3 separate regions of the Homo sapiens genome follow, and all the other regions are linked to region 1. Evidence: chromatin loops called from intact Hi-C (ENCODE). Cell type or tissue: PC-3. All regions are shown on one strand.

Region 1 (8,000 bases):
GTTCACGTGGACAGAGGCTGGATTCTGCGGGAAACCAGACCTGGAGACAACAGCAGAGATGAAATCTTGTCTCCTTCAGAAGTTTAGGCACATTGTCAGCCCTCAGGCAATATTCACTGAATTGATTTATTCAAAAATCAGAATGATTTGACGTTGGGCTAAATGGGAGAGACATGACAAGTGACAGGGAAAGACAGGATGGAAAGGACATGGTGTCTCCACCACGTTGTACTTCCTCTACCCAGAACTCTACTCTGTCATCTGGAGTCCTAGAAAGATTTAGATGTAGCCACCCCATTCCCCCCATCCCTGCCCAGCCTCGTGTTCGTCCATACTTTGCAAATTTGCAAGCACCCGCAACAGCCTGCTTTGCCGCCCATGATACAGCATATATTTAATATAGTTGGGGTTCAAACTAATGCTCTACTGGGAGCTCCCTAGGAAAACTCTAGAGCCAGGTCCCTGGGGAGAAGTGGACCCTGGAGGCGTGGGGATGGGGTGAACGCCTGGGTGGAATATCTGAGCAAACCTACTCTGCCTTTCTGTCCAATCATACGGTAGAAAGCATACCTTCCAGGTACAGTATCAACCCCTCCGTCAGGGTTAGACACCACCTTTTCTCCTGGCTGCTGAGGAAAACATCTCAACCTATGAGATGTCTCCACTGCTCCAAGAAAATGAGTATTTAGGGGAAAGATTAAATGCCCATATACTTGAATCTATAGTGACCCTACCCCTAAATTATACTAGTAACTGTTTATCTGTCTCTGCTTTGCCTGTGGATATTAAGGCAGATGAGACAAAAAGTCTTCTTTTGCCAACCAAAGCTAACAGTTTGCGAGCTTTAGGGGGACCCCAAAGGGGACCAGTTTCTGTAATACAGTTGATGCCTTCTGTCTGTGTTCTGTCAGGATTCCCTCACATTTTAGCCAACCTGGAAACTAGGGAAGAAAAAGTAACAGGTTCCAGTCCTAGAACTCTGTGGAAGAAATCAACCTGCCCTTTCTCGTGGGGGTAAACACATGTGATCCAAAAGATAGTGACAGGAACACTGTTATATTTTCCGGGTCTTAATGATTTGGAAGGGGAATACTGTCCCCTCTCCTAGGCCAGTCCAAATTTCACAACCCATCCGGAAAACAAAAGGCTGAAGACAGAAAAAGAAGACATTTACTATTCCACTTCTTCCTTTTACATCAGTGAGAGAAAGGGCCTTGGGAGAAAGATGGCACAGAGAGAAACAAAAGAAAGAAAGAAAGAAAACCAAAAATCTCTGCTTTCTCAAAAATCCCTGGTCTGCCTATCTAGGCTGGGAGAGACCCCGAGGGCAGCCTGTCTCTCCTGCAGCCTTTGCAGTCAGCGACAGGCATCATGAAATTAATTTGAAATAAACAATGACAAAGCAGGAAGCTCAACGGGTCCCTGAGTTGCTTTGGGCCCCCACTCCTCCCCGAAGCCCCTGGGCTGTTTAACAAAGCCGTGGGTCCGCCTACCCCAAGCACTTTTTGTGACGTCACAGCTCCGAGGACCATCCGGGGGCTTTACTCTCGCGGAAGCCCAAAAGTTGGGGTTTGACCTCATGACCTTGGCCTTCCCGGGGGGCGGGAGGCCCTCGGGACAGGACGCGCTGTCCCCGGAGTCCGGAGCTCAGGCCAGTGGCAGTCGACCCAGCCCCCGAGACTCCCTCACGCCGCTCCAAAACCAAAACGGAGCCCAACACGAAGCTGGGTGAAGCCGTAGCTTGCAGGAGCCAGGGAGATGCGCTCTGCCCGGGACTTCCCGGGTCCTGTTGAGACGGAAAGGATCGCAGGGAAGACAGGATAATTGGTCTTTAACTCTGACCGTTACCTTCGAAATTGCACCTTACAAGCATGTCCTCTATTTCCGTGGCTTGATGGGGACACTTTCTCTGATTAAGATCCGGAATAATCACCCACCCAATGGGATCTCTTAGAGGGAAGCGCTGGTTAGAATCCCTCCAGGCTGAGATGCAATCATCGCCATTGAGCCTGCCCTCCCCTAGGGAAACCCCACAAAACCATCCTGAGAATCTCAGCCCTCTTTGGTCGGTACCTGAGACTGCATAGACCTAAACTGAAAGGTGATCGAAGGGGAGGAGCAGTTGCTCGTGCGGAGGAAGCTCTTGGGGCCGAAGTGGCCCCGGCCGAGTATGTCGCAAAGGAGGCACCACTGCGTTGAGCGCTTACTGTATCTTTACTTTTAAATCACCAAGGCAAAATCACCTTCAGCTAAAAATGCCTGAAAGACTTTTTAAAATAGTGGGAGTGGGCGTTAGGGGGAAGAGATGGCCTAGGAAATTTTCCGCAGGGCGTTCTAGGGATGAGTTGAGGGAAGCCGCATGACGCGCGGCTCCCCGGTGCCACAGCTAAGGACAGATATTTTCGCAAAACCCAGAATGAAAAAAGAGCACGCTCCCTTTGGGAGCGCTGTCCCTTTGGGACTGGGGCCTTCCACTCCCACCCCTCCTTTTTCCCTGATCGGCTCCGCAGCTCCACGACAAGCCAGCTGGTCTGGTCTCTGACTTGGGCTCCGGTCCGTACCCCCGGGGCGCCCTGCTGTGTTACAGCCGCCCGACGCCCCCAGACCCGGCCAGGTCACCAGGGCAGATTGGAGGTTCGCGCCCCCTCACCCGACACCTCCCGTCCACCTCATCTTTCTTTTTTTCGAAAACAGGAAAGGGAAGAAAACTGAAACGGGCCTCTTGGTCTGCAGTTTTAGCGGAGTCGGGATTCCACAGCCCTGAGTGGCACATGCCGGTCAACTTCCCAAAGTCGGGCTCCCGTGTGGGGAGAAATACACACGCAGGAATGCACAAGCATCGCGTGTTCGCAACTGTCGCTGGGAGGTCTGGCGGCTGTGATGGGACATGCACTCACTCGGGCAACACGTCCACAGGTGACATCTATTCGATCAGTCAACAGATATTTATTGCGCACCTACGACGCTATCTGGTACTTTCCTTTTCCCCTTAGCTGTTGCTGTCCAGCCCAGCGCCAGTCCAGAGACGGGCTTACCGGCCGCTCCCTTCCACAAGAAACTCGTGTCCGGCGTGAAGAGCGGACGATAAACACTCTCCAAGCCCAGCGAAATGTACTAATTACAGGAGCGGCTGGGAGCCCGCGACACGGGGACCTGTCCCTCCAGGGATAGGAGTCTTCTACCTGCAAGGGACCCGGCCTGGGGAACTGGAATAGACAAGGGGTAACCCCTTCTCCCATCACCTCTAATGAGAACATTGTCCGGGGCTGAGATATTTGGGGGACGCCGCTGCTCACCCCACCAAACTTTCCCTAGGGACAGAAAAGCGTCCCTACCGAAAACGGATTTAAACACCGTCCCCACTTTTGCTAAGGAAGTTTGGATAGGGAGGTTGTGGTCCTTAATTCGCCAGGTAAAAGGAACCCCATCAGCTCGCATCCCTCACCCCCATCCTGAGCACTGAGTGTTTGCGAGAAACTCGCCCTGCGCCAGCAACTCTGGGCTCCGGTCTCAGCTCCCGCGTAGACGCGGAGGAGAGATTGGCGGCCCCCGCTGGGGAAATTGAGCCCGGCGCCGGTCCGGGACGTGCAAGAGGGGGAAAGGGGGAGATCCCAGACCTCGGTTTCCCGAGGGCTTCCCTGGGGAGCCACTCGCACCTCTGTGTCTCCGCTCCCGGCGGCAGACCTCGCGGCGCTTGCTCAAGAGCGGGTATCCGAAAGCACGTCCCGAACACGGAGAAGCGCCCTCCGTCTCCTGCCTCGTGACCTGCGCCCTTTCCCTCCCTCACCGCATCAGATGGAGGACCCTGGCTCCTTTCGCCCCTGGCAAAATGCTCTAGCCAACACTGGGTCAACAGCCTTAGTTTCCAGATCTGTAACCTGAACATCAGGAGCGGGTTCCTTTCCTTCTACCTGTGTCTGAGGTCCTCTGGTCGGGGACTGCGCGCGTCTTCCCAGGTCAGGGAGGAGGGGTCGGGGCGACCTGAGAAAGACACAACGAAGCGAATGGAGCCCCTGAATGGGGAAAGGGGAGTGGACACCAGGAGGCCCCTGCAGAAATGCAGGACCGATCCACTCGCGAGCTGACAATGCCACGCGCTAGACTTGGCCTGACGGTGGCAACGCTTGGCACCTGGGGGATAGGGGCCTTCTCCTGGCCTCAGTCCCCAAATTCTGCGCAGAATAGAACGGCTGGCATCTCAAGTGCTCTTTTTTCACCCGGATCTCTACAGACACAAGTTCCCTCACTGAGCTGCGCAGAGGTGGATCCGCACAGGAGGGAATATCGCGTAGGAATTCCTGCAAATATAAATCTCAGCAGCAAAGCAGTCCAGATTGACTGGAACACACCACCCCCAGCCACCACCATCCAAGTTTTCCCTGGTTCTCGGAGTTGGAAACAGTTTCTGGGCTTTTGGCGCCCCCTCTGGATACAGATGAAAACTGCAGTCCATTTTTAAGTCGCCTGTTCATAAGTTTTCAGGAAGATGTAAAATTCAAAAATGCTTGCATCAAATCAACGGGAAATGTATAAATCCCCGTCGTTTATGATGTAAAACTCTACATATTAGTATCTTATTGCATAATTGCATTAAAAGTATATTTATACATATACGTATATATCTTGACATATATTTAGTGAAATATTCCAAAATATCTTAAAGTCATAGCCCTCTTCACTGACTTTATTCCAGCAAACATGGTAATTACAATATCATACAACTAAGTACAGACGACCTGGCTAAAATGTCTGCCCGATGGTCTCCGAGTCTCCTGAATCAGGTGTCTGAGAATTACACAGTTATACTGTACACACAATGCCCTTCTACCCGGGACACAGAAATAGGTCCACACTACGCGGACTTTTTTCTCCTAGGAAAGGACGATGCTGTTCTTACACTTTCTGAAAGTAATCACAGAGCCCTGGATACGAAGCTATTGTATGCAAATCTCTTAAATTTGTAAACGAGCTATAGGGCACCAGAAACATCCCATTTGAAGAAGTTACATTCGTTAAAAAAAAAATGCTGTTGAACAAGGCTGTAACTTACTACCTTATGAAGAGTTCCATTTCCTATAAGAAATGTCGGGCTTCTTCCGAAGACAACGAGAGAAAACAAGATTTTAAGAAATTCTCCCGGAAGGACATTGATTTGGATCTTGTGATAGTGTCCTCACTTCGCAAATTAGAAAGGGAAAAAAAAACTAGTTTTTATTATGATGTGGGCCGATTCACCACAACAATAATTTAATTGAGGCGAATTTTTGCAAGAGCCCAAAAGGGTGGGGGGGGGGGGGGAGTTTAAAATTAAGAGTTTCCCAATGCTGTGCGTTTATTTGGGATTCTGAAAGCACAGAACCCGCAAGCGACCAAGACTTTTCTTCTATCCCAGAGCAGATAGCTCCGCACTTACCCAACCTGGCTCTAAGCATTTCGTGTAAACACAAAGGTTGTGCTCAAATCACACTTGAAATACATGAGAGACACCACCAATGCCTCCCCCAGAACTCCCAACTACATGCAGGTCTGAACCGACCGGACTAGAGTCAGAAGCACCGGCGCTTCACCCCTTCAGGTGTTTCGTAAATGCCAGCAAAAGCAGGCAAGCAGCATGACTCCGCCAGAGTGGAGCGTTTTGTCTGCGGTGGTGCCCATTTGTTTGGTCTTTTACAAACCAAGTGACCGGCCTGGGCCTCGCGGCCCGGGACAGCCGCATTGGCAAACTTCTATCTCTCAAAGCCAGAGCAGTTAGCAAACTCTCCCCCAGACAGGGCGACTCGGCTGACGTTTTTGACCCGGCCAGGAGGCAAAGACCAAAACGTCAGAGCAGTAGCCCTGTTACTGAGGAGCGTCGGCAGGGTCGCGGGTAGAGGGGGCTGGAGAATGACTTGTCAGAGCTCAAGGTCGATGTGGCGCGGGGCGGCCTCGAGAGCGCCGGGCTCCTGCGTGGCCACGGCCGCCGCTGCCAACCTTCGCGGGGACTTAGCTTTGCTTTCCATTGACTCCCTTTGCAAAAGCGCAGCAGAATCCTGACCAGCCGCACCAGCCCCGGCGAACCCGAGCATGTTAATCTATTTATATGGATTATTACGGAGGAACAGCGGGCGTTGAGTCACCAAAACATTTGCTTCAAAAGACTATTTCTAAGCACTTTTGCAGGCAGGCAGGCTCGCTCCAGGCGCGTAAACTCGGCTACGCATTAAGAAGCGGCTGCTTTTCGAATACTGCAAACTCCAGCTAAGTCCCCGGTGCCGCGGAGAGAGCAGTGAAAAGAAATGTCGGAGGTGGGGGTAGATCCTAGTCTAGACACACACACTTGCGCGCACACACACACACACACACACAAGATTCGCGCGGAGAAGGCACTAAAATTCTGGCATTCCGAGAGTACGACAAACTTACACACTTGGAAGTCCCGGGTCCCCCGCCTTCCCCGCAGCACCCCCCGCCCCCCCACCCTACCGTCCGCCCTTTGGCTGCGATCCCCTCCCCTCTCCTCCCCTCCCGCCTCGTCACCCAGCCCAGTGCCACAATCCTCCTCCCTCCCCAAAATCGGGTCCAATCAGCTGCCTGCCAACCCTGGGACTGCTGTGCTGTGATTGGCGGGTGGCTCTAAGGTGAGGCGGAGTATTTATTAAAGAGACCCTGGGCTGGGAGTTGGAGAGCCGAAAGCGGAGCTCGAAACTGACTGGAAACTTCAGTGGCGCGGAGACTCGCCAGTTTCAACCCCGGAAACTTTTCTTTGCAGGAGGAGAAGAGAAGGGGTGCAAGCGCCCCCACTTTTGCTCTTTTTCCTCCCCTCCTCCTCCTCTCCAATTCGCCTCCCCCCACTTGGAGCGGGCAGCTGTGAACTGGCCACCCCGCGCCTTCCTAAGTGCTCGCCGCGGTAGCCGGCCGACGCGCCAGCTTCCCCGGGAGCCGCTTGCTCCGCATCCGGGCAGCCGAGGGGAGAGGAGCCCGCGCCTCGAGTCCCCGAGCCGCCGCGGCTTCTCGCCTTTCCCGGCCACCAGCCCCCTGCCCCGGGCCCGCGTATGAATCTCCTGGACCCCTTCATGAAGATGACCGACGAGCAGGAGAAGGGCCTGTCCGGCGCCCCCAGCCCCACCATGTCCGAGGACTCCGCGGGCTCGCCCTGCCCGTCGGGCTCCGGCTCGGACACCGAGAACACGCGGCCCCAGGAGAACACGTTCCCCAAGGGCGAGCCCGATCTGAAGAAGGAGAGCGAGGAGGACAAGTTCCCCGTGTGCATCCGCGAGGCGGTCAGCCAGGTGCTCAAAGGCTACGACTGGACGCTGGTGCCCATGCCGGTGCGCGTCAACGGCTCCAGCAAGAACAAGCCGCACGTCAAGCGGCCCATGAACGCCTTCATGGTGTGGGCGCAGGCGGCGCGCAGGAAGCTCGCGGACCAGTACCCGCACTTGCACAACGCCGAGCTCAGCAAGACGCTGGGCAAGCTCTGGAGGTAGGACCCGGCGGGGGCGGCGCGGCAGGGTGGGCATCGCGGCGGCTGGGGGCGCTGGTCAGGGCTGATTTGCCCCGCCCCGCCTCCCATCGCCCGGGAGTTGCCGTTCCGGGAGCCGGCGGGATGGGGTTGGGAGTGGGAATGGGGTGTAACTGTGGCTCAGAGTTTGACAAAGTTCTTGGGCTGCTCGCGGGGACGCGGAGGAGGGGGGTGGTAAGTGGAAGAGGTGAGGGAGGTAGCTGGAGGATGGACGAAGACTGGTGGGAGACGGAAGGAGGGGGCTGCCAGCCTGCTCTCCAGTCGCCTGGAAGCTCAATCGGGGCGGGGAAGTGAAACTTGCCTCCCTCCTACCCGGCCTCTTAAAACTGCACTCTCTCGTGCAGCCCCACTGTCCACGGAGATGGGGCAAGGGAGAAACCGAGGTTGGAGGAGACCCTTGGCAGGAACTGGGAGGCGGGAGGAGGGAGGCTACTGGAAATAGGTGGGAGTGTATGGTGGGGGGTGAGAATTGGGGACCTTCTTGCAGCTTAAGTAATTT
Region 2 (8,000 bases), 350 kb before region 1:
TATATCTAAACTCAGTGGCATAATTTATTGAATATTAGTGACTTCAAACATATATTGGATTCTATTATTCTATATTTCAGCTGGTAATCAAAAAGCAAAAGGCTGAAATGTTCTTTCTTTTGTAGCTGGACCTTTTATGAGTTGATACAACTTTTTTTTTTAATGCAGTAGTCTCAGTCCTCAAAAATGATAGCAAATCAACCCTGATTCAGAAGCCATTTAAGGGGTCTTAATATTTCAAGAAATTCCAAAATAAATGTATGTTTTTAAAAAAGTAGAAAAAGCATTTGCAAGAAACATGACAACTCCTAAAGAGAAAGTGAAAATATTTTGTAAATTTAACTAAAGTATAGGGTTTGACTTCTGACTTTACATTTACCGCTTACATGAAGGGAACGCCAATCTTATTCTGTTGCATGGCTATTGTAAAGCCGATACAAGCAGGTGGAACTGAAAAGACTTTGGGAACTGTAAAGCTATTTTGTGTGTTAGTGACCATATAACTTAGGTTTCAACCTCCATTGTCTCTTGAAAATACATATTTTAAATGAAGTTTTTTTTAATGAGGCACAGCTCAACACAAAATCTTCAGTCAAATAGAGCTTGGCTAAGAACTAAACCACATTTATTTCTATTGACTTTCACTTTCTTATCAAAAGAGTTCTTATTTCTTATCACTACCATATCATTATCATAATAAATGCTTTTAAAATAATTATGTATGTTCAGTTTTATTCAATTATGTTATTGTTCATTAGAAGCATACAAAATGCATTTAAAAGGAAAACAAGCAGAAACACCAATAAACAACACATAAGACATTTAACCCAATGAAGAGTACAAATTAAACACAAATTTAAATAACTCATTTACATAATTTACATATCCTCTCAATGTTCTATATTGTCAGAATAGACCTGTCTTAGAATCTTTCATGGATGCAATTTAATGATTTAAAAAACTCTTAAAATTGCCCCAAAGAAAAATAAAAATGTCTTCTCAAGTTAGTATTTGTGGTCCCTATAGTGATATTAGTTCTTAATTTATTTGCTTATAATTTTATTTTGTTTTGGCTTGTTTTTAGAGATGGGATCTTGCTCTGTCACCCAAGCTAGAGTGCAGTAATACAATCACAGTTCCCTGCAGCCTTGATTTCTGGGGCCCAGGTGATCCTCCCACCTCAGCCTCCCAAGTAGTTGGAACCATGTTGGTAGCTGGAACCATGTGCCACTACCCCCAACTAATTTTGTTTATTTTGAAGAGATGGGGGTCTCATTATGTTGCCGAAGCTTGTTTCAAACTGGGCTCAGGTGATCCTCCCATCTCAGCCTCCCAAAATGCTGGGATTATCGGTGTCAACCACCATGCCCAGACAATTTACTTATAATCTTGTTTTTATGTATTTGTTAAATGCTGTGCTGAGTTCTGAGAATATCGAATTGAAGAAAGAAGGATCTCTGCAGAAAAAGTTCTGTTTTCCAGGGATGACAAATGGTAATACAACACAACTATATGCAATGAAATAAGCATAATAAACTGAGTAAAAGAAACCTACTACGAAAGATGCTTTGTACCTTTGTGTTTGTATTGTGTCCTCGTCTTTAGTAATACTGTATGGTTTCCATCATTTTGTCTTTTGAAAAGACTGTGATAGTTGGACATAAGTTAGAAACATTTACAATTAACTCTCTGCAGCATTTGAGCTATGTGTAATCATCTTTACATTTAAATATGGTTATCATTCCCTTATGAAGTTATTGATATCACTGCAAGTTATTTCTATGGATAACATCTCCTTCCATCTCTTTGAAAAGTCATTTGTCCAAAATGTAAGGAAGAAAAAGCACATAAGAGATTAATGATTACTAGAAAGTGTCAGTGAGTCATAGTTCATGCGTGTACAGCTCAAGTGGGGGCAGGTGTCTTGGATAATGGCCACCTCACCTTGAACCCCAATTCCATCCAATCACCAGGGAGGCAATATTTCACACCTTGATGGCAGCGTCCATGGAAAATGTGACACAATTTGATTACTGCCCCTTGAACAGTATTACAGTAAAAGAATGCAGTTTATGACACTTAAATGAGAAATAATTTAATGATTCCTACGTTCCCAAATGTCTTTTACCCTTTATTGTTATGTAGACCTCCTAGATAAGCTGTGCAGTTATGACTATTTTTCAAATGCAGAGTAAAAGCAAGAAAAAGTAAAACCAAGTTGGATTTAGGTCTTCACTAAAATGCCCGATTCACCCTCAGTTTCAGTCATTTTCATAGTACTCTTGAGTAGCAACCATTCCTTTTGCCCACAGGCGACTTAAACTCTGAGGTGCAGTCAGGAAGGTACATTATTAACTGGGGTGGGTGACTTCGCCTGTTCTGGGGAAACTAGATACAAACTCCTGGGTACTATTAGGGCCTCTGTGGGTTACCATAGTGAATTCCAACTAACAACGTATATTAGTCTGTTTTCACACTGCTGATAAAGACATACCCAAGACTGGGTAATTTATAAAGAAAAATAGGTTTAATGGACTCACAGTTCCATGTGGCTGGGGAGTCTGCACAATCATGGCAGCAAGCAAAGAGAGAGAACCAAGTGAAAGGGGTTTCTCCTTATAAAACTATCAGCTCTCTTGAGACTTATTCACTACCACAAGAACAGTATGGGGGAACCGCCCCCATGATTCAATTATCTCCCACCTAGTCCCTCCCACAACACGTGGGAATTATGGGAGCTATAATTCAAGATGAGATTTGGGTAGGGACACAACCAAATCATATCACAATGTGTGGCAAAAGTCATTCACCTGGTAGCTTGTCTTACAGCACAAGATCAGTACTGCAGAAATCCCAAGAAGAAAGAGCCCCACCGATTGCAAAGACTAACACACTTAAATGTACTCCCACTTTTCAAATACACATGCTAATGGAAGTGCATGGTTTAGCTTGAGCTCCCTAGTTTTCCTGGATAGCAGCAGAAACCTGCTTTGCTGCACAGTGGCTACGTAGAAGAGCTGCTTCTCTTCCTAGTCTCAGTCTTGGGTACATGTTAGTCCAAAATCCCAGCTGTGTTCTACGTAAAGAGCATCATCATATTTCTTCACCTATGTGAAACCAGCCCCATAAGCTATTTGGGGCCAAAGGGTTTGTGATTATTACACAGGATGTTATATTTTAGTCACCAAGTGATGCACCTTTTATGAACAAAATAACTAGAAAATTTTTCTTTTATTTTCTAAGAAACACACATACACCTCTTAGGATATGCCTGAGATTCCATTTCAAGAGAAGAAAAGTATGATACCCACAGTGTGCATTTAAACAGAAAGAGGAAATTCAGTTATTTTCTTCTTGAACTAATATGCTCAATGTAGTGACTACAACTTAAGTGGAAGAGGATAGACATTATTAGTATCCTGTACCCACAAATGACACAACTGAGGCACCTAGAGTTGATTGAAACAATCCAGACAAATAAATATTTTCAGGATTGAGATTTGAATGCAAGTCCAATGTTCACACTTCCTGGCTTTCAGGGGCTGCCCAACCATTTGGTACTTTAAATCCTGTTAGAACTTGAATGCACACACACATTAAGGGCTTAACAAGTAAGTTTTGTTCTTCAGTTCAATTAGAATGTTGTCAACCTTATAAAATAAAACTTCACATTAAACTGGTTAAATGATAAGCCGATGAGCCTTGTTATTTTATGTGTCAATAAGTCTCAGGTGGGGCAGATCCAGGACTGAATAATTCAGTGGATCAACGATGTCATCAAGGACTGATCACTTCCCTCTTGCTGCTCTGTCATCCTCACCCTACGGGCCATGTCCTTGGCTTGTCCCCTTTAGCACTGCCACACAGCTGCTAAGGGCCCAGGCATCACAAGCAGACACAGCAATGACCAGCAGGGGCAGGCGAGGCTTCTTTTGTGATGCCTTCTCTTACTTAGCCACACAACCTTCCTAGAAACTCCTTAGCACACTTCCTCACACTTCACATGGACCACAATTGTACACATCATTTCTTAATCAGAGCAGATGAGAAAAATGGAATTGATTTTGCTTGTAAGGAGTAAAAGAGAAGTAGGAGATGGTTGTTGTATTTAATCAACAATATCTGCTATATTCTTTCAATCTCTAATGTAGTTGGCCTATGCACAGTGATATTAATCATTATGAAAGGATTAAAAAAGAGACGTTACTGAGGTTAATTAGAATGAGAGTTCAGCCTTAAATTTAAAATGTAAATGGGGATGGAGACAGAAAGATATTAAGGATACAGTTAATCCATTAATATACAAATACACACATACCCACATAAGTAAATTTGTCAATTAAATATACAATTAAAAACAATATTTTAAACATACAGGTAAAACATGCTGAATATCAAACTAGTCTAACTATTGGAATGACATGAATTAAAAAATTACATTTTCTAACAGATACAAATGGTAGGAAAGTTATTTTTTGGTTTCGTTTATTCATTTGTTTTTGTTTGTTTATATTTGGGCTATCTGCTATGAGATTTCTTGAGACCTTTGCTAACTAGAACTTTCAAAGACCAAGGAATACAAAAAGCAGTATTTAATGTCCAGGTGAATGATTATATTTTCTCGTTACATTTACCAAACTTCATTGTATCAATTTAGGATGCAAGAAGACTTCAGACGCTGCTCTCAAAATCACCAGCAGTGAAGTAGATAGCAGACACAGAAAGAACAAGTAATGGCCTGGCTTCTAAAAACAGAAAGAGAAGATTTATAGCCTCCATAAAGCCAGCATGACTCAGGGCCAAGTTCATTCTGCATCCATCCCCCACTTTCTCTTGTCACAGGAGAATGAGCCGAGGACCACTTTTGCCAGCAATCTCATCTGCAGCATTCCAGTAGCCCCTGCCAGACCTGGCAAGGGTATTGAGAGGCACCCTCCTTTTTTTCAAGAAGCAGGGCTCTGGACAGAATCAGGCCAACTCCACAGGTCACACATGAGCTGCTCTTGTCTGCCAATGAGCTGCTTGATTGGTGCTTAGAAGGTGCTGGCTCTTCCTGCCCCAGTGATGGTTCTCTACAAGCCATCTCTCACCTCACCTGAAACGTGGGTGCTTTCTCAAATTCCTCACAAGAAAACATTGATACTTAGTGTTCTATATCTATACTCGGTCTTAGAAATGAATATCCCAGTTTGGTTCGCCTGCAGAACAGCTTTTACCAATCATTACCAATCTCAGCACATCACCACCTCTTCCTATAACTCCAGGAGGTTCACATAAACATAAGAAAATCAAGTTTTATGCTACTAATCCAGACTAAATCATTTCTCCCTCTGGGAAAGTAAGCAAGCAGAATTGGTCTAAATAAACTATAAGAAATCTTCAGTTATGAAGAAAAACATACATACACATGCACCACATTGATATAGAGATAGAAAAGTCCCTGCTCCTACTACTAATATAGCCTATCTTTTCACAGGTCATTGAAATTTTACTTTAAAATATGTGTGCTGGGGGCGGTCAATGGATAGTTACAGTTATCAAAGTACAAAATTCTTTTTAGGGAAAATAAAACCTCTGTAGTTACATTTTTTCAGGGTCTGGTTCTCAGACCCCTGGTTAGACTGAGATGAGGACTGAGATCCTGTGAGCAAATCCTTCATGTTCCTAAAGCCACTGAAGGCTTTTCCCAGGAGGACCCCACAGAAAGGTCCAGCCCTTGGCCAGGTGCAGTTATAAGTCCAGCCCTTATAACAAGCTGCCTGGGATCCAGGGCATTGAAATACCAGAAGACTGACAGCTGGAAGCCTGCTGGCAGTGGAGCAAGAAGGTTAACACCTTCACCTGCCTCTAGGCTTGGTGGTATTGGTGGGGACAGTCTCCTTGCATAAGGATCCACAGGGGTTACTCCAGAGATCACAACCATCACCTATCTGACCACAGATTTTAGATCTAAAACCAAGCCCCAGAAAGAACTGGGACTTGGGAAATGGGGCAGTTACCTGGGAGGGAGTCTGTCCCTTTGGAGTCCTCATTTCTATAGAGAGATACATAGGGCAATTTAGATAGAGTTGTTTCAGAAACCTGGGAGACAGATTTAATGATCTCTGGAGCTTCCCTTCAGCCTTTTTTTTTTTTTTTTTTTTTTGAGACGGAGTCTCACTCTGTCACCCAGGCTAGAGTGTAATGGTGCAATCTCAGCTCACTGCAACCTCCACCTCCACCTCCGAGTTCAAGAGATTCTCCTGCCTCAGCCTCCCGGGTAGCTGGGAATACAGGCATGCATCACCACCCGTGGCTAATTTTTGTCTTTTTGGTAGAGGCGGGGTTTCACTATGTTGGCCAGGGTAGTCTCGAACTCCTGGCCTCAAATGATCTGCCTGCCTTGGCCTCTCAAAGTGCTGGGATTACAGGTGTGAGCCACCGCACCCAGCTAATATTCTAATAATTCTAATGAGTAGCTCTCATAGTAGAAACTAGGTATATACCCAAAAGATAGAAAATCAGTCTAATGAAGGGATATGTGCATTCCCACGTTTATTGCAGCACTATTCACAATAACCAAGATTTGGAAGCAACCCGAGTGTCCATCAACAGACGAATGGATAAAGAAAATGTGGTACATATACAGAATGGAGTACAATTCAGCCATTAAAAAAATGAGATTCTGCCATTTGAAACTATAACTTATTTTATTTTTATTTATTTATTTATTTGAGATAGAGTTTTGCTCTTGTCACCCAGGCTGGAGTGCAGTGGCACAATCTTGGCTCACTGCAACATCTGCCTCCTGGGTTCAAGCGATTCTCCTGCCTCAGCCTCCCACCACCCATGCCTGGCTAATTTTTGTATTTTTAGTAGAGATGAGTTTTCACCATGTTGGTCAGGCTGGTCTCAAACTCCCAACCTCAGGTGATCCACTGGCATCAGCCTCCCAAAGTGCTGGGATTATAGGTGTGAGCCACCATGCCCGGCTTTATTTACTTTTTAAAGAGAATCATATCATTTGGTTGAAAGCATATTCTTCTTTAGTTTCTAAATAACAGTTATTTAGCTTGGCATGGTTTCTAACAACATCCCAGTCATAATATATTTAAAAAAAAAGACAGCTTTTACCTCCATCCTTCAATAAAGCAGTAAATTCATAATACAACGACTCCAAATTACTAGACAAAAATTTGCTGAAATTGAAAGGAAATTTTATCAAGCACAAGATGAATGAAATTGAATTGGAAGAAAAACTGGCTGTTTACACATGAAAAAGAAGAGTCCTGCCTGAATACAAGAGGGACTATACATATATCATATTCATGCCATTTTAACTACTCCCTAAGAAAAGCAAAATGGCTACCAATTTCAAAATTAGACAACCATTATTTTACTTTAAGATAGTATTTCTTTGAAATAACATGAAATCTGTGTGTCTCTCCTCCACTTCCCCCTCTTCCCAACTGTTACACTACTCCATCTGTCTGGGACTCTATTTCCAAGGGAAAGTGTTCAGAATAGGGATGGAGCGTGCATACAGCAGTGGTTGACTTACTCATCATACCCTACAAAACGCATCCATAATTAAAACACAGTCAGTATCTTTAGAAAAAGTCTATTTCAAAGTCATTAGGTGAAGATATATGTTCTATAGACTCAGGCAACAGGAGCATCTCTTACCTCAGTGTAGCATAGCTGTGTGAGATGAAAGTTTACCATGCACAGGGTCTTCAACTGACAGCTTGCTCTTTACTATCTCGGGAGTGGAAACAAGAGCATTCTATACACCCTGTCAGTCTGCAAACACTAAGTGATGTATTTCTCTCTTTATTTAAGGACAAGTAAGAATAAAAAGAAAAAACAACTAAATGGAGCCCAAAGGTAGAAGGACTTCAGAATAAAATAAAAGAAAAACCTCATAAAAACCCAGGACATGACAGGTACAGTGGCTTACACCTGTAATCCCAGGACTTTGAGAGGCCAAGGCAGGCTGATTGCTTGAGCCCAAGAGTTTG
Region 3 (8,000 bases), 270 kb before region 1:
GAGGACCTGCTTCAGAGGACTTAAATGTTAAGCCCAACATTAAAGAGAGTTGAGGATTCCTGTTTCTTTATACACCATTGTGTAGAGATGGTAACTGACAAATGACTGATTGATACAAGAATTTAAAATGCTTCTTAAAATGTTTTTCCCTTTTTTTTTTTTTTTTTTTTAGCATGATGGGGTATATGCCAATCTAATGTACTGACAAAGTTGGAGTTTCACACCCCAATAAGAAGACATAGCCATCTGGCTTCAACACAGGCCTTAAAAACTAGAAGAGTAGTTAACAAAGGTATGACCCTCCCAGGGTACACTGTTCAGGGAGCCATGTTCTGAGTATGTCAGAACCTCAATGCCTAGAAGCAAACTCTGATCCCTTCAGGTCTCAAATTTTATAAGATAGATGAGAGTAATGAAAATATGATTCCTCCTCTTGAGGATTTCAAAAACACCAAGATAGTTTTGAAAATGTCGCTTGAATTTTTCAGTTCCTGAAAAGAGACTGACTTTTACACCTTGACATAGATTAGAGTTCCATGTAAAAATTCAAGTTAGAAAGAACCCCTCATCCATGATATTTCCTCTGATTCTGAACTTTATGTTAGTAGATTTTTGTTCAACTAATTTTCATAATGCTGTCTTTCAAATTACAAGTGGCAAGAACAATAATTACATAGTCAATCTATTGTACATCACTGCATAGAAAATTCCATATAGCTCAAGACAGAACTATCTTCAGTTTTAGACTAAAATCCTGATTATCTACCTCAGTGTTAAAACAGGGATTGCAAAAATAAAATAAAATAAACAAAAGCCACAGGTAAGCTGCAATGTCACAGCAGGCATTAATTTCCATATTCTTCCATGCTAGTTATCTCCCTAGAGTTATTTTGAGGATATCACAATGATTTTCATTACATATGCTTAAATGTCTTATGCTTTTTTTATGTTGGCTTCATCATCTTCATAACTTGTAAACAAGGACCATGTCAGTCACTATGAAGTACAGCATAATGATTAAGAGCTTGGGCTTTCTCCAAAAAAGAAGAACCTGAATTAACTTGGGCAAGTCATTTAACCTCTTGGAGCATCAAGAATGGTAATACTAACAATGCATTAGTTCGTGAGAGAACTAAATGAGATAGTTATTTAAAAGCACCAGCATAGTACTTGGCACAGAGCAAGGACTTATAAATGTGAGTTATTAGTATAAATATGTCCTCTTCCACAAATAGTTGTATGCTAAGCACTCAATAGAAACTCGATATAATAGTGATAATTTGTAACATGAAGGAGAGACAATCACCACAAATTGGACTATATTCCAGGGTAATTCTGGGAGTCTAAAATTATTTATCTTTTTAGTACTTTTTGTAAAAACTGTCTTTATTGTTACCCAATTCTTTCCCTGCCTCTCTTATTCTCCTGTTTTATATTTTGCCCAAGGCATCATTTAGTGTTCCAAAATATTAGACTATTATAGGTACTCAGAAGCCCCAGGAGAAACGGAATACATTTACAGACCCATAAACATCTAAATTAGTGCTATAAATGGGAAATATAGTCTATAGTTGGAGAGTGCCCAATCCATAATATGTTGTGGCATAGAAGAAACTTCCTTTTTGGTGGCTGGAAAATCTATTTGCTCTAAGTATTCAATTTTAAAATGGATAATAAAAATAAATAATAGGCATGCTTCTGCTTAAATTGTAACTTTCATGGGAGATCTCAAAGAGTTTTTCAACTGTTAATTTATGACTCCTGGGGAAAGGTAGGTGGCAAGTAAAATATTTCTTCTTCAAATGGAGAAACAGACATAGAAAGGCCTGGGTGACTTGTCTAAGAATACAAGGCATGCTCCAGCTTTATGCAAACCAGAAAAGAAAATGTGGAGATACGCTCTTTAAATGATGAAATCTGTATTATGTGCTGATAAAACCTAAGATAAATGCTGACATAGGTTGTACAATTATCATATACCTAACATTTGTCTATCAGTTGTCTATTCCTGCAAACTACCACAAAAACCTAATGGCACATAATGGTATTTATTCTTGCTCATGTATCTGCAGATGGGATGGGAGTTAATCATATAGGCCAAGCTCAAGGCCAAGCTCACCTGGGCAGCCCAGGATTCAGATTGAATCCAGATATGCTCCATGTGCCTTTCACTCTACATAGACCAGAGGTCTGGCCAAGGCATGGTCATTTCACAGCAATAGAAGAGCAAGAAAGCAAACTCCAACTATGCAAGTGAGCTGTGTCACTTCTACTGATCCTATTGGCCAAAACAAGTCAATGACTAAGAACACATTGAGAGTCACAAGTATATTTTACCTACTAAGAAGACAAAAAGTCCCATGGTCATACCCAAAATCAACTTCCTTGGAAGTGCACCCTCCCCATGGAGGTAAGAGAAGAGAGTGAATACTTGTAAACAAGAATCTAATTTATTGTAAACAGCACCTTATTATTACTAATATTTCAGACATTTTTTCATGTGCTAATCTTGAAACTGTGGCTGCTTCTCATGCTTCTGTAACTCTGACTCAACCACTGGTTTCATCCTGGCCTAGAAGGTACTCTCTGAATATTAGTGTATTATTCACATGTATTAGTTAACTACAGCATTATTCAAAGCTCTTCTTTTTTCACATAAACCAGTCTTTCAGCTGATCTCCCTTTAGAGAACAAAAACAATAAATGTAGGCATCATTTATTGAATGCTTACTGTACAACAGATATGTGCTAAACTCTTGACAGATATCATCTGCCTTGGCTTCATTTAACCCTCACAACAAGCTAAGGAAGGTATAATCCCTATTTCATAAATTAAGAAACTGAAAATTAGAGAGATGAAGTGATATTACCATGGTTACACAGAAGTTAGTAACATGGCTGTGATTCAAAACTAATATGTCTGGCTCTCAAAGTCCAAATGTGAGACCAAGAAAATGCGGTGAGATGAGGGCTGAGACTGATTCAGTCTACAGTGACAGCACAGACAGCAAAATTATTACACCTAAATGCAGAGGAAAAAGGAGGTGTGCATAACTGGCTCTAACCACCAGGCCTGCCACTGTCTTGCTGTGTGATCTTGGGGAAATTACTTACTCACTTAACTTCTGTTTTCTCATCCGTGAAATGAAGATGATATCATTTTTGTTTGGTTGTTGGGATTTTTTTTTTGGAAGGGTCTTGCTCTGTTGCCCAGACATCAAATACCTCCTTTCACTTATTAGTATCTCCTTGATAATAAAGATACTAATTAAAGTGATTTAAGAGGAAGTCTCCCAACAGGGACATGATGCTAATTAATTTACATTAAATTGCATATGGTACAATCATGTAAACAACTTGCACTTATGAGTCTTTTATTTTTTATTTTTATAGAGATGGGATCACACTATGTTACCCAGGCTATTCTTAAACTCCTGGCCTCAAGCAGTCCCCTCATGTCAGCCTTCCAAAGTGCTGGGATTACAGGCATGAGCTACTGCACTTGGCCCAACACTTAAGGGTCTATTCACAGGCACTCTTTAGTCCCTGAGATTCCTAAGGAACCAGGAAAGCCTAACACCTATGAAAGGCTCAGTGCAATACCTTTAGCACATTGGTGTCATTGCAGATGAGGTCTTGTTACCTAATGGAGCTGAAGCTTTAGTGATATTGTTTGAATTTGTGTCCTCACCCAAATCTCAGGTTGAATTGTAATCCCCGGTGTTGGAAGAGGGGTCTGGTGGGAGGTGATTGAATCACAGGGGTGGTTCCCCCTTTCTGTTCTTGTAATAGTAAGTTCTCACAAGATCTGATTATTTAAAATGTGTAGCATCTGCCCCTTTTCTTTCTTCCTCCTGCTTCAGCCATGTAAGACGTGCCTGCTTCCCTTTCACCTTTTGCCTTGATTGTAAGTTTCCTGAGGCCTCCCCAGCCATGCCTCCTGTACAGCCTGTAGAACCATTGGCCAACTGAACCTCTTTTCTTTATAAATTACCCAGTCTTAGGTATTTCTTTATAGCAGTGTGAGAACAAACTAATACACTTAGAAAACTCAAAAATTCCAAGATGTCACCTGAGGATTCTTTCTGGTTTCTAGCATGCCAGTATCTTGGTATAAATCCACACTTCTCTTCAAGTTGTTTTGTGCCACATCTACACCTTTCGCCCAATACTCGATTTGTTTCTCATGTTAGAACAGTTTGAACACCCATTGAGGATGTGACATTCATTCTCTCTCTCCTCCTTTTCTCTCTCTTTCTCTCTCCTCATATTATACAGGGCCAAAGGGAAGTCAAGGATTAGGGCTTCAGCCTCATCTAAATTTTCTACACAGCAATGCAATTTAAGATACTTCATTAAATGCAGTGCCAGTTGTTTTCATCTTAGGCAGCAAATGATATGAGAACAGCCCTCTACACATCAAGGCCCCATGGGGTAGGCTATAGACAGCCAGAAAGAAGATCAGCTGTCCCTTTGACACTTTACTTTGAAGTCCAGCTTTCTCTCCAAGGTAGCTGAGTCCTCTCCACATCACTGCCAACCCCTGCCTCCAGGCTTTATCTAAATCACCCTCCTCTCCAGTTAAATCTGTAGGTTCCTGTGGGGACGAGTGGCTCCCACTGGCTAAGGCCTATTTCTCCAGGTTATATATGTCAGAGTTTTCCATGCCTTTAACAAGACTCAATTAAAAATTAATCAGCCCAGCATGGCAATTTGGAGAGGTAATTGTTTCTTTTCCTGACTCCATGGCCATAGGCTAAAAGCATACCCAGTACCTAAATTAATCATCTAATTGGGATTTTTCCATACTCCAATGACTCAACCTTCCAGCGATCCCAGCAAAGTGCTGTCCGACCTCAATAATTAATTTGCCTTAGTGTCCACTCTGTGGGTTTCTCCCCTGCTTTCCCTTCCAATCCCCTTTAGTAAAATAGAAAATAGCCATATAGGCCGTTTACCTGGGCCCTCTCCAATAACCAGGAGGCTTTATCTTCAGAAGATAAAATAGCACTTGTGAGGAAATATTGGAAATAGTGGGGCAGGTTCATATATTCAACATAGTTTGTAATAGAAAAAAATGGTTACTAACTAATGGTAGTACTTGATTGGCTAAATAAAGCATAGTATATCCATGCAACACACAGCAATATGGCTTTAAAAAGAAATGAGGAAATGTCATGTATGCAGCTATGGAATGTTCTCCAGGATATTAAAGGGAAAAAAAAGCAAATCACATAACAATACATGAAATGTTATATTTGCAAAAAAAGGGAAGAAAATATATGTAATGAAACGTATGTGTGTACAGACATATATAATACACACATATACACATGTATGCATATGCATATATTGATAGAGAAATATAAATATATATAAGTTTGTAATGCACTTAAATCACCTCTGGGAGGAGTCACAAGAAGCTATAAAATCATTTGCCTGTGGAAAGATAAACTGGGTGTCAGGAGGGGAATAGAAGAGAAAATTTCATTGTATGTCATTCACGTGCCTTTTGAATTGTGAATGTTCTTCCTGTCCAAAACATAAATACATTTATATCTTTGATATCATTTAATAATACTTGGTTTATGGTTGAAAATTCTTACAAACTTATATACATAACATGAATAGATAGACAAATAGCACATTTAAATAATTTTTAAAAAGAGAAGAGCAGGGAGAAGGAAAATTAGTACTTATTGAGCTGTGTGTCAGACCATGTGTACCCGTTTTTTTGTTTTTGTTTTAGTTTTTGTTTTTGTGACGGAGTCTCACGCAGTCACCCAGGCTGGAGTGCAGTGGCACGATCTTGGCTCACTGCAAGCTCCGCCTACCGGGTTCACGCCATTCTCCTGCCTCAGCATCCCCAGTAGGTGGGACTACAGGCACTCACCACCACACCCGGCTAATTTTTTGTATTTTTAGTAGAGACAGGGTTTCACCGTGTTAGCCAGAATGGTCTCAATCTCCTGACCTCGTGATCTGCCCGCCTCAGCCTCCCAAAGTGCTGGGATTACATATGCGAGTCACTGCGCCAGGCCGTGTATCCGTATTTAACACTCAAAGCAACCCTGCAAGGTGTCTTCATCTCTCCCTTTTTTTTTTTTTAACAAATGAATATAGTGAACATCCAAAGAAGAAATTAGGCGAATACCAGAAGTGCTTGTGTTGATTCATAGTAGCTAACACACACACATACACCCCTTTATATTTCATTTTGATATAATAAATACATTGTTTACTCTTCCCAAATATAAGATAAATGGCAATCTTTTTATAAGGAACCCACTCTCTCAATAACTGCATTAATCCATATATGAGGGCGGAGTATTCATAGCCTAATCACCTTGTAAATGTCCCGCCTCTCAATACTGTTAAAATGGCAATGAAATTTCCAGCACTTAGTTTTTGGGGGACACATTCAAGCCACAGCAAAGGTAATCTCGCTTTTGCTAGTCTCAGTTCAACCTTTAACAAGACAAGCATGTATACCTATGCTGACAAGCAGCAGGAATGTTGCACTTAGTCTTATCGTGATAACAGAACAATCCTTATAAGTTTCAACAACATCTGCTTACAAACATGTAGGAGGTGAGAACAAGTCCAATTTTTATTTTATCTCATTACTTAATGAGTACAATGGACATTATTCAGGTGATGGACACACTTAAAGCCCAGACTTCACCACTATGAAATATGTCTCTGTGAGGAAATTGCACTTGTACTCCTTAAATTTATACAAATAAAAAAACAGCAATAAATACATAAAGTGTCCTGTAAAATTCAGTGTTCTTGCAGTTGGTTCACAGGTCCTATCCGAGCATAACAAAATTATTTACACAGCTTGTAACGACCTATTATAGATGGTATTAGAAGAATTCTTCTAATTCTCTGTTAATCACACTCCCTGCTCTTTATTAGCTCTATCTAGGCAAAGCATCTCCCTGGAGAGAAGAATTTGCAGCAAGCAGGAAGCTCTGGCCTCTTCATGTTCATATCATGAAAACTCAAGAGGACTCCCTGCGACCTCTGACCTTTTCTCCATGGTTGGGGTTGCCTTAGGGGTCTCTCTCCCATGGAGAAAGAACCACCAGCCTGCTTGCCCCTCTCTCCTTCCTCCCTCTCTGGTCAGCCTCACCTGTGATCACCCAGGGTAGGAAGAGAGGAAAGCCCTCCCCAGGCTCTGATAACAGGGTTGCATGACTGTAATTACAGGCTTTCGCTTCCCAGCTACCCAAATGACAGTCACAGTGGAGGCTGAAACGCCTCAGTCAGATGGAATCAATTACTGGGCAAAATTGGGAGGTTAATTTTCCCCAGAATGAGATATGCCTTTTAGCTTTGCCATCTCTTTTACTCCAGCTGGTAGCTTATTTGGTCGCATTGTTCTCTGGCCATATGAACAAAGTTCCATTAGGAAGGATTTCCAAAAGAGTTGATTTGAAAAGGAAACTCCATCAGCCCCCAAACTCAATACGAGCTGAATAGGACTGTTATTAACAAAGCAGCATGGATGGCTAATCACTAGAATTTACATTTGACGGGCATGGGGTTAATCCAATAAGAAGAAATGAGATCTCTCAGTCCAGTACCAGTCCCTTCTTTAAGGTCCCCTGGCTGAACTTTACCATGGCCCAGCACTGAAAGAGCTTTACCTTCTGGAAACTTCCATGAAAATAAGCCACTTCCCTCATTAGCATAATTTTCTAAATATGACAAAGCATCTCATTGAAAACAAAATAAAACAAAAGACAAAGAGTATTCATCTTTTTCAAGTACAATTGCCGCTTCTGAGTGGCTTAGTAGAAGTGTTAAAATAGCTTCCATTTAATAGTTTATAATAACAATAGAGACTAAAATTTATTCACGTCCCATGTTTAAGGAAATGGTAAATATTATTTATTCATTAACTCAATCACCTCAAAAACCACCCTAAACTGAGGCCATGAGAAGTTGGCTAACTTGTTCATGTTTACCCCACTGTTAAGAGTCAGAATGTG

The links. A loop is a pair of places that touch in the nucleus more often than their neighbours do. Peaks named below come from ENCODE experiments on the same cell type or tissue, not always from the same donor. Only the 100,000 strongest peaks of a DNase experiment are listed, where the experiment ranks them.
Region 2: a loop joins it to region 1, with 11 times the contacts of the local background. A loop is called at or near these places in 11 of 110 quality-filtered maps.
Region 3: it touches region 1 in a loop (9-fold over the local background); 3 of 110 quality-filtered maps call a loop at or near these places.

Annotation. Positions count from the first base shown.
Region 1 is chr17:72,114,361-72,122,360 of GRCh38, forward strand. SOX9 (SRY-box transcription factor 9) reads left to right here and starts at 6,660. Exons shown (of 3, transcript NM_000346.4): 1 at 6,660-7,462. The coding sequence starts at 7,032. SOX9-AS1 (SOX9 antisense RNA 1) reads right to left here and starts at 1,656. Exons shown (of 7, transcript NR_103738.1): 1 at 1,494-1,656; 2 at 1-40. RefSeq lists enhancers at 3,336-3,957, 5,323-5,823, promoters at 5,925-6,692, 6,547-6,692 and silencers at 6,306-6,635, 7,546-7,645. In PC-3, CTCF peaks have their summits at 4,417 and 7,483; DNase peaks (open chromatin) are centred at 4,411, 5,621, 6,181, 6,581 and 1 weaker place; H3K4me3 peaks cover 3,528 bases; H3K27ac peaks cover 3,189 bases.
Region 2 is chr17:71,760,807-71,768,806 of GRCh38, forward strand. No RefSeq gene overlaps it. Among named protein-coding and RNA genes, the nearest start is that of ROCR, 260 kb to the right of the region's middle. In PC-3, a CTCF peak has its summit at 3,895 (motif pointing right); no DNase peak of the experiment used is centred here.
Region 3 is chr17:71,848,014-71,856,013 of GRCh38, forward strand. No RefSeq gene overlaps it. Among named protein-coding and RNA genes, the nearest start is that of ROCR, 170 kb to the right of the region's middle. RefSeq lists an enhancer at 6,665-7,811. In PC-3, no CTCF peak of the experiment used is centred here; no DNase peak of the experiment used is centred here.